Linked DNA regions of Homo sapiens: region 2 is linked to region 1. The links are chromatin contacts, found by Hi-C or POLR2A ChIA-PET in ENCODE. All regions are on one chromosome and are shown on one strand. The core of a region is the stretch at or near the end of the contact, and the rest is flanking DNA. Distances in the headings are between cores, read along the strand shown.

The links. Hi-C counts contacts between places; a loop is a spot of excess contacts on that map. ChIA-PET counts read pairs that join two places held with the same protein, here RNA polymerase II (POLR2A). Pooled maps may share reads with other maps.
Region 2: a loop to region 1 is called in a map of PC-3, with 3 times the contacts of the local background. The contact joins the enhancer-like site here to the promoter of ATF3 in region 1. A Hi-C loop is called at or near these places in 1 of 168 maps with a recorded cell type or tissue (PC-3) and 5 of 50 pooled maps. POLR2A ChIA-PET finds 5 or more read pairs at or near these places in 10 of 52 experiments (H1, HEK293, HepG2 and 7 more).

Annotation. Positions count from the first base shown.
Region 1 is chr1:212,605,138-212,610,207 of GRCh38, reverse strand. ATF3 (activating transcription factor 3) reads right to left here and starts at 1,447. Exons shown (of 4, transcript NM_001674.4): 1 at 1,278-1,447. RefSeq lists silencers at 626-805, 816-955, 1,576-1,785, 3,176-3,355 and enhancers at 1,066-1,125, 864-1,821, 1,822-2,779.
Region 2 is chr1:212,717,664-212,723,000 of GRCh38, reverse strand. No RefSeq gene overlaps it. Among named protein-coding and RNA genes, the nearest start is that of BATF3, 20 kb to the right of the region's middle. Within about 2 kb of position 1,316, at least 5 of the 41 ENCODE cell types and tissues checked have a DNase peak (open chromatin) inside an H3K27ac peak, as active enhancers do; they include PC-3, where a contact is called at or near this core.

The DNA.
Region 1 (5,070 bases), core at 198-2,697:
GAAATTAGGGAAAAGAAAATGTTTAGGAGGAAAGGAAGTAGATGAGAAATGAAAATGGGAGTGGGGGGAGCAGAGAAGGAGAACGAATCCAGTGGAAAGAAAGCTGGTGAGGGAAAAGATGCCCTGCAGAAAAGTCCCCTTTCCCCCACTGTCTGGACACTGGTGAATGACATTAGATAGAGACCCACCCCATTCAAGTCCCCTCACTGGCTCCTTTTCTCCCCACTACACCACTCCAAAATCTGAAAATCTCCAGACAGAAAGGACCTTAGTAGTTATCTGGTCCAACCACTGCATTGTGCCCTCCAACACGCAGAGGGGGCCGGTACTGCCCATGTGCCCTTATTTCCCGGCTCCGCATACTGAGGCCCAACGACATCGATTGCAGTGTAAGCGCTCAGAGTCCTGGCACTAGACCACAAAGCCATTCTCTCAAATATCTGCACAAGTGGCTCCACACCCTCGCTTCCCCGCCACGGTGGGTCTCCCGCGGACCCGCCGAAGGAAAAGCCAGAGTGAGAGTCCCAGGTGTGTGGGAGTCCCGGGCTCGGGGTCCGGACACCAGCCGTTGCCGGGAGCCCTCCCCGTCTTCCGCCCCGGGACAGCGCGACACCAGCGCTCGCCACTTCCAAGCTTATCCCAGCTAACTTTTTCTCGGGGTTGCCTTCACGGTCCTGCCGCCAGTGCTGCGGGGTACCCAGGGCGACCCCCAGCGGCCGCGCCCGGGACGCCTCCCGCCCTCTCGCCCCTTCCCCATTCATTCCTCTCGGCGCGTGGGGCAGCCCTCCCGCAAGCCTCCGGCCTTCGTGCCTCTCTGCGCCCCCCCCCCCCCACCCGGGAAGGATCGGCTCCCACAGTGCCGTGTCTCGAAGCGAGGGATGGAGCGGGACGGCGAGCGAGGCAGCCTCGGACACCCCAACGCACCCGCCCACCCACCTTACGCCCTCTCCCAGCCGGGCAAGCCAGCGCCGTCGGCGGAGAGAAGCGGCGCTCGAGGCTGGCGGCAGAGTGGACGCCCGACCTCCGTCACCAGGAACCTTTCGCGCCCCAAGTCAAAAGAGAAAGTTAGTTCTTTCGCTTTGCGGGAAACTTTTCGAAGCGCCGAGGAGCAGCGGTGGCTTAGAAGAAGTTTAAGCCAGAGTTATTTCCAAGCCGGAGGCTGGGGGCGCGGATCCGGGGTGGGTCAGGGGTCGGCGGACTGGTTACTTAGAGGGGCGCGAAGGGAATGAAGGCGAGCAGCCCTCGTCGCGCTCACTCCCTCGGCTTCCAGCGCTCACCTCCAGGCTCCGCTCGGGGCGGCCAGGGTCGGGACGGGGTCGGGCGGGCTGTTTGTCTGGCCGGCGGGCGAGCACCGAGGACTCACGGCCGGCGCGCGGGCTGAAGGGTGCGCTCGGGCGGCGGCGAGAGAAGAGAGCTGTGCAGTGCGCGCCTGGCTGCGTGCGACTGTGGCTTGGAGAGCGTTGCATCACCCCTTTTATAGCCCTCAGGCTGGCGGCGCGGTCGTTTACTCCGTGTTGCCAGTCCCAGGCTGACGTAATGCTATTAATAGCTTCCCGGGAGAACCGGCCGAACGGAGCGGAGGAAGGGGGGTGGAGGAGGGGCCAAGGCGGGGCCGAAGGCGGGTGGAGAGAGGGGGCACTGGTGATGCAAGTTCGGGGAGGAGCCAGCCCAGGCGCGTTCCCCCAGCCTCGCTCACTGAGACACACACCAGCCCGCCCTCTCTCTCCATATCAGGACCGGAGCCGCCCGGGATAGCCGCCAGATGTGCGTACTCGCTGCTGCGTGTTCCAGGCATGACCAATGGTGCCCAAGCCAGCGGCATGACTCCACCGCGCTGGCATCTGTCCCTCCGCTAGGTTGAAGAGCGGGGGGGGCGGGGAAGGTGGGGAGGCGGGTCCCGGCCCCAGCCCAGACTAGGTGAGGCTGGGAAGCGGGCACGACCTTTCTCTAAAATGCGTGGTCATTTTCTGGAGCTTCAGGAAAATACCCCCTCCCCCACTGGCCTCCTACTTCTCTAGCAGGGGCGGAGTAGGGGCAGAAGCGTTAGTCTGTGGTGTGGGGAAGGTGTCCAAAGTCACCCTTCGGTGTATCCACGCCGTTACCCGCCGGGTGTGACCTCTGCGGCGGGGACCGCGAGAAGCCCGCCGGTTAACACAAAAGCGGAGGGCAGCCCTCGGCTGGCACCGTGCGCCCGAGCCCGCAGCCCCGGACACTCCACATGGACGCACACGCAGGACAGCTCCGGGCTCCGAAACTAGGGCGAGTGGTAGGACCGTATCGGTTCGATTTTTTTTTTTTTACAATCACAAAGCGTTTGAAATTGACAAGAACATGTCAGTGAAACCAACAAGAGCGTGAAAAGATCGGAGTCCAGGAGGAATCAGAGGCAACCCGGTGGGAGGGTAGGAGGGGGCGGAAGCCAGCGGCCAGGAGGAGGGGGAAAGAGAAGGTGCTTTGGGGTCCGCGAACCTGCCCAGGCCTGGGGGTCGCCCCGCTCTCAGGCAATATTTAGGGAAAACCCATGTTCAGCTTTCACGTGTTCTTCTGCTCCCAGAGCCGATTGGACTGGGACCGGACGGCCCGGAATGGGGACGCAATGACCACAGGCGGAACCCGCAGCAGAAATCCCCTCTGCCCTCAAGCCAGGGTGGCGGGAAAGGCGGGGCCCCGTGGTCCGAGATTCGAGCTGAGACCTCAGCAGAACTGGGTTTGAACCTTAAAAACGATTTCCTGGTTCTTATTCCCCGACCCCAACAATTTCTGCTCAGAGAGCGGCAGAACCAAGGAACCTTCTTGACTGCCCGTGGATGACTATTTGTAGACACAAGTGTGGCCTGGGACTTTCGCACCTGCCTGGGAGGGAGACCTGCGCGGCCGCAGGGTGTGGGGGCACGGTGAAGGGCAGAAACACCTGCTCCTTTCCACCTGCCTCTGGGAGAGAGGCGGCCGAAGGTCACAGTTTGGTAATTTGGGGTAGAAACTAGAGGTGTCTGGAGCCTGGGTCTCACTTGAAGTCCCCAGTTCCCCCCACCGGGGTTCCTCGCCGCCAAGCCCGACCTCACTCAGACCACCCACCTCTCCACGGGCCTGGGAACACGCGGAGGGCGGCCTCGGAAGTCTTTGCGCCCCGGCGGACCCGGGAGCCCTGGAGTTCCACGCGGGATCCTCCGAGATCCTGCTCTGGACCTGAACCGATTTCCAGCGGCGTCGCGCGGGAAGTGCAGGGCGGGTGTTTTCGCTTTACTTTTCGCCCTGGTAACGGCTCTCCGGGCCCCACCCTCCGCTTCCACGCCCTCACCCCCGCGCGCCGCTCAGCACACCTCCACAACCCGCCCTCCCGCTGGAGTGCGCGCAGGTAAACCCCGGGCGTGTCGGAGCAGCCCGGCGGACACCGGGCGGGATTAGGTGGAGGAGTGTTTGCATTTGAATGAAGTTATTTGTTATCTCTACTTAGCTATTTTATCTACTTATAGATTGTTCTGGAATAAATAGCACCATTATAAAGTGAAGCAAGGAGAGGAGGGAGAACACGTGAAGCTTTTTACTCTTTCTGCTGTGAAACAGAAATTTTGACCAGTTTACAGGTTGAACTATGATTCCATTAAAACACCCAAGCCAGATCTGTGGAGATCTGCTCCTGTCCTTAAGGGGAAATTCAACTTAGGGCGTCAAGTAAACAAACAGCCAGACCGTCCTCCACAAAACAATGCAAGGGAAGGATAATTGGGGTGGGGGGAGAAGCCCCCAACACCCCGGTCGGGTTATTCTTATTACCATTGTGCCTCCAGTTCTTTTTATCAATCTTGCTTCATTCTAATTACTCTTAGTTTGGAATCTCCAAGTTGGATAGAAATGCTGTCAGCTGTTCACGGAAGTCTGATCCTGATATTCTAAACCCGAAAAGTGATAAGAATCTTGACAGAGAACTAAGTCCACTCCCACTTGAATGAAACTCTTACCCAGGGAAAACGAAAACTACTCCTGCCTGCCTCCCTCCCCTCAGCCCCCAGGAGAACCGTGAAATGCCTGCTGAATTGAGAGACTGGAAAAGAACAGAGCAAGGCAGAGCCCCTGAGGTCTTTGCCACAGGAGAGTGATCAACATCTGAGTCCTTTGCATCCTTATTTTACCCTGACTTCAGTTAATGCCACCAATGTCCAGTGTGCACACTCTCAGCACACACACAGGCAGTGCCATGAAGTGGAGGGGACAGAAAAGCTTTCCACACCAAAACTCTTCTCCATGCAAACAAAAGAATGGCTGTCTCGCCTTAGAAGGAAGCCCTGGCTAGGGTGATTTCAGGGGTTAATCCTCAATGAAAGAGGGTTAAGCAGAGACTTGAAGATTGCTGAGGTTTTATGATGGTGAATTGCCTGGGGAATCCACATTCAGATCAGCCTTGGTATGTTTTGCTGAGTGAGATAAGAGTTGGAGACTTCATGCTGGGACATGTGCAAAAGGAAGGGAAAAAATTAAAAGGGGAGGGGAAGGAACTAGGCAACTAAAAACAGCCCACTCGTGGCAACCAAATCTAAACAGAAAAACATTGCAGGGAGCCAAACGCAAAAGAAAAAACAAAAAAGTTTGAGATATTTAAAGGTTCTAGCAGTTTCTTAGTTCAGTGCACAGTCCCTTCCCACATTCCTCTGCCCCATTACTCTGTTCTCTAAACCCTAAGACTGTATTCGTGCCCAGAATGCTAGAAACACAAGATAAGATCTGCCAGAGAAGCGGCAGAGTACTAGCAGCTCTGTCTGCCTGGCTCAACCTACTTCTTCGCTTTGGAACGGGAGTGGAGTCCATTTTCTTATACTTTATTCTGTTTCCGAAGCTCACTCTTTCTACAAAGTCAGTTTGAATGTGGGGATTGCTAGTTTAATAGTGTCCAAAATTGGCATTGTCAGGAAACAGGGGCAGCATCACACAGTAGGCACCAAAGTGTGGAAGGCACTTGGATTCTGGATTCAGCACTTAGATGCTGTGTCACCTTAAGTAAGTTATTTCCTCAAATGAAAAATGGCACTAACAATAGCACCTAATGCATAAGATTGTTGTGACATTTCTCTGAGG
Region 2 (5,337 bases), core at 67-2,566, 110 kb before region 1:
CCTCTTGGGAGCTTGGTAAAAATAAAATTTCTCAAAGAAAAATTCAATGGGCACTACATCTCCAGTACCTAACAGTACTTGGCTCATAAAAGGCTCTCAATAAGCATTTGTTGAATGAATACTACTGAAGAATCTGGCTAATGCTGCACATATAAGCAGCACCACTGGAAATATAGAACAGGTTCTGAAGGCAAAGTCTGAGCAATTACTTGCAAAGTCACACCTGTGGCAACAGCCTTTGTTTGCTGCTGATATGTTGGGGCCATTTGCACATCAAGCTGGACACCATCCTACTTCTCAGAAGTCATCATCTATAATTACATCCTTCCTGAGAGTCTAAAAACACACATTAAACTAATAAATAAATTGAAGCATTTATGTTCTGTGAAAACAAAAAGGAAGTTATTTGAGGAGAGCGGTTAGTGTAGAAGGAAGCCAGGAAGTTTCATTGTTCTTGTTAGTCAGGGAAGACTTCCTGGAAGAGGTAATTTCAGGAGCCCTGAGAATGATGAGAGAAGATAGAGGTTGATTGGGGGTGTTCTGAGCAAGTGGTATGAGCTTAAATAAAACGTCAGAGACACAAGAGCAAGATGAATAACGGGAGTAGTGAATAACTTTCCAAAGAATAAAGGGCCAGTTTTGGAAGGTGTTTGACAGACTAGTTCAGGCACTTTCTGCAAAAGTAAAGGCCTTGAGTGCCTCTGCAAAGGTTGAATGTTGATGAGTCTGAGCTCTCAAAAGATGATCATTTTGGCCCCATCACTCCACTGCTTGGGCTCCCTCCTGCTCTGGCCTCCCAGTTACTTCTAGAGAGATTCCATGTGAGGCACAGAGTGAGCACGGCTGTATTTCATAGGTTCACTGGCACTGGGGTGCAGCAATACACAGTCTCAATGCCATCACACTTAAAAGTGGCTTCCTTAGAAAGAAACGAGGAAATGAGAAGGAGTCCACTTGAGTGAACCCCTCTACCTAGACCTCCCTTCCAAGTTGAGTGAAAGCCGCCCCTAAGAAGCCTGTGCTCCTTGAGGAACACCATCCGCAGGACACACTCCCTGCCAGGGAACACGTTGCCTGGGGTCTCTGGGGTCTGTCTTATGGTCTTTGTGACCATCCCTTTGTGACCAGGTGCATATACGGAGAAGTGGCTGGGAAATGGGCAGGAAGCCTGCATTATTTTCCCTGCTGCATCCACCACTACTGAGTAAGCAGCAAATTCCTGGAACTGCTTTTACTGTTTTCTGTGACTCTTATTAGGAACCACACTCATGAGTCATACAACCAGTAAGGCTTACCAAATATTTACCATGAGCAGAATCCTAAGCCAGGTCCCGAGAGGGCGCACATAAAGTCAAAACTGAAAGGAAGTCCCCAAAGTTATCTGATCCAGCTTCCTGCTTTCAGGTAGGTGAATGTCAATAAAGTGAGCTAGTTGTTAGAAGAAATATGCCTTGCGCTCAACCTCTCAGAAGGCTCAGGGGATGCCCCAAAGTGGCAAAACAATTGGAGAATGAGACTCACCTGCCAAGAGGAAAGACACTGAATTGATTCACCCCTGAGGAGAGCAGGTTAAGGTGTGGTAGTTTAGTTCTGCAGGAAAATCATAGGCAGAGCTCGAGGCCAACACTTCTCTGCCTCTGTTGGGGAAAGAACAAGAGGAAATGGGTTTGAAGAACAACATGTAGGACCAAAAATAAACGCAAAGAACTGCCGATCATCCGTGTTGTTAAGTCCTGGAACGCTGAAAGCAGTGCAGAGTCCTTCGTTAAAAGAAAAACAAAAACCAAACCTCAGGTATAATCTTGCCTAGACGCAAACCAAAAAAAGATCTAGGACAATCTCTCTAAGATCTATGTTATCAGCAGTTGCCTCTGGGTAAAGGGATTATTGGTGGTAACAATAACTGAATTATTTTCACTATGTATTAATTAAATATATAATTTATTATTAATGATCAATAATTATTGCTGTTTTCTGAATTTTTAAATTTTCTGTGGTGTCCCTTTTTATAATGAGAATCTTCATTTTTAGGAATCTCTTCTAGTCTTCTGTGACTTAAAAATTTATGATTCAATTTTTAATAAAGTCTGGAATCGCCTGGTATATAAAATTGTATCCATGCAAAATATAAAAATTCATGGCTACTTTTATATATAGATATGTTGTATGAAACTTGCCTGAAATCACTTACTTTAAAAAATGACATAACATTCTAGCTCTTGGGAACTTTGTAAATAATAATAATAATAATAAAATAATAATGATATAAAGGTGTATTTAGACTTAGTCTTTGTAAATCCCTTTATATTATGCAGACCACTGAAACTATCAGCTAACAATAATTACTCCAAAATCTGCCATCGGCTAACTAGCTTGAAGATACAAAAGTTCAAAATTCGGTGGAGTGTTGCCCACTTTGACTCACAATAAAAGTCAGACTTTTTTTTTTGAGACGGAGTTTTGCTCTCGTTGCCCAGGCTGGAGTACAATAGTGTGATCTCGGCTCACCGCAACCTCTGCCTCCCGGGTTCAAGTGATTCTCCTGCCTCAGCCTCCCAAGTAGCTGGGATTACAGGCATGCGCCACCACGCCCGGCTAATTTTGTATTTTTAGTAGAAACGGGGTTTGTCCATGTTGGTCGGGCTGGTCTCAAACTCCCGACCTCAGGTGATCCGCCTGCCTCGGCCTCCCCAAAGTGCTGGGATTACAGGCATGAGCCACTGCACCTGGCCAAAAGTCAGACTTTTAAAATAGATTTTTTGAAATGCTCAACACCACTAATCATCAGAGAGATGCAAATCAAAACCATAATGAGATACCATCTCATACCAGTAAGGATGGCTGTTATTAAAGTAAAAAAAAAAAAACCAGATGTTAGTGAGGTTTCATGGAAAAGGGAATGCTTATACACTGTTGCTGGGAATGCAAATTAGTACAGTTCCCGTGGAAAGCAGTTTGGAGATTTCTCAAAAAACTAAAAGTAGAATTACCATTCAACTCAGCAATCCATTACTGGGAATATACCCAAAGGAAAATAAATCATTCTATCAGAAAGATACCTGTATTCATATGTTTATCACAGCACTATTCACAACAGCAAAGACATGGAATCAACCTAAGTGCCCATTAATGGTGGATTGGATAAAGAAAATGTGGTACATATACACCACGGATTACTATACAGCCATGAAAAAGAATGAAATCACATCCTTTACAGCAACATGGATGCAACTGGAGGCCTTTATCCTAAGCAATTTAATGCAGAAACCGAAAATCAAATGAACTATCATGTTCTTACTTATAAGTGGGAGATGAACATTGGGTACACTTGGACACAAATATGGGAACAATAAACCCTGGGGATTCCAAAAGGAGTAGGGGAGGGAGGGGAAATGGGTTGAAAAACTACCTATCATGTACTATGTTCACTACTTGGGGGATGGGATTCTTAGAAACCCAAACCTCAGCATCATATAATTTACTCATGTACCAAACCTGCAAACATATCCCTTGGATCTAAAATAAATAAATACACAAGTAAAATACATTTTGTCGGTTGTTTTGCTACTGGTAGTTCATCTCCCACATCTAACTGACATGTATGTGGAAATCACTTCATAGCATGAGTTTATCAGCATTCTGAATAATTTATTCCTCCAATCTATCATATTAGTAATATTTCTGCTGAACAAGTTGGCAGTTTATCCAATACACCACTTTTGGTGGATATAGTCATTTGAGATGGAATTTTAACAATGTTCACTACGTGAGTTAGAATATTAATAAAAGAGGCCAGGCACAGTGGCTCACGCCTGTAATCCCAGCACTTTGGGAGGCTGAGGCAGGCAGATCACCTGAGGTTATCAGAAGTTCGACACCAGCCTGGTCAACATGGCGAAACCCCGTCTCTACTAAAAATACAAAAACTAGCAGGGCGTGGTGGTACACACCTGTAATCCCAGCTACTCAGGAGGCTGAGGCAGGAGAATCACTTGAACCTGGAAGGCGGAGGTTGCAGTGAGCTGAGATCGCACCACTGCACTCCAGCCTGGGCAACAGAGTGAGATTCCATCTAAAAAAAAAGACTATTAATAAAGGAAAGGCACTTCACCTACAAGTCAATAAAATAGATGTAAAGAAACAATAAGACACTTCTGCTCTGAATCACTGAGACCACCCAGTGGTTTCCCAGCTGTGTGCATTATGATACCAAACCATGCAGTCATTATATGACAGACGTTCTATAATCTGTTGTTAAGAGGAAGAAGGCAATCACTTCCAGTTGGAATGATCAAGAAAGTCTCCATAGAGGGAGCATTTGAGCCACATTTAAAGCGTAAATAGGATTTTGGTTGACAGCACTGTATTCAAAGAAAATGACATGGCCAAAATCGTGGAGGGAGGAACAAGCTAAGCTGGGAAATAGGGAGGCATTGACACAGCTGGATTAGGTAAATTTAAAGTGTGCCATATACGACTTAAAAGTCAGCCTAAAGTTTTGGATTATATTTGTCACAATATGGGGAATAATTGAAGGGTTTTGACCTAAGTGTGTGTCTAATTGTTTGTGGCACTGTCCCAGGTAGAGATACACAAGGAGAATTACCCATCTCTATTCAGATCCATTGGCAGAGGTCACTACATATGTAAAAACAAGACCAAAACCAAAACAAAAACAGGAAAAAACAAGGAAAAATAAAGCAATAAATTTGAATAATTATTAGGTTGGTATAAAGTAATTGTGGCTTTTGCCATTACTTTTATGGCAAAAAACCGCAATTACTTTTGCACCAACCTCATAAGCTATATCATTGGTAAAGTATCAATGATATATTTTTAAAAGTACAATTAGGGATAAAAACATAATTTGATAACCAATCTCACTAGAACTCAAGGAAATGCAAATTAAGATCACAATAAGATAACATTTTACACCTCCTAGATGGGCAAAAATTAAGAAATCTGACAATGGTTGATAGAACCACTAGACAAAAAAATCAGCAAGTCTATAGATCTCAGCAACATCATCAACAAACAGGATCAAATCTATATTTATAGAACACTCCACCCAATGACAGAAGAATATACATTCATTACAAGTACCCATGAAATGTATACCAAAATAGACTATATCCTGGGCCATAAGACAAACCTCAATAAATTAAAAGAATTAGAATCATACTGAGTGTATTCTCTGACCACAGTGGAATGAAACTAGAAATCAATAACAGAAAGGTAAGAGGACAACAAGATAACACTCTTCTAAATAATCCATGGGTCAAATAGGAAGTTTCAAAAGAAACTTTTTATAAAATGCCTTGAACTAAATGGAAATGA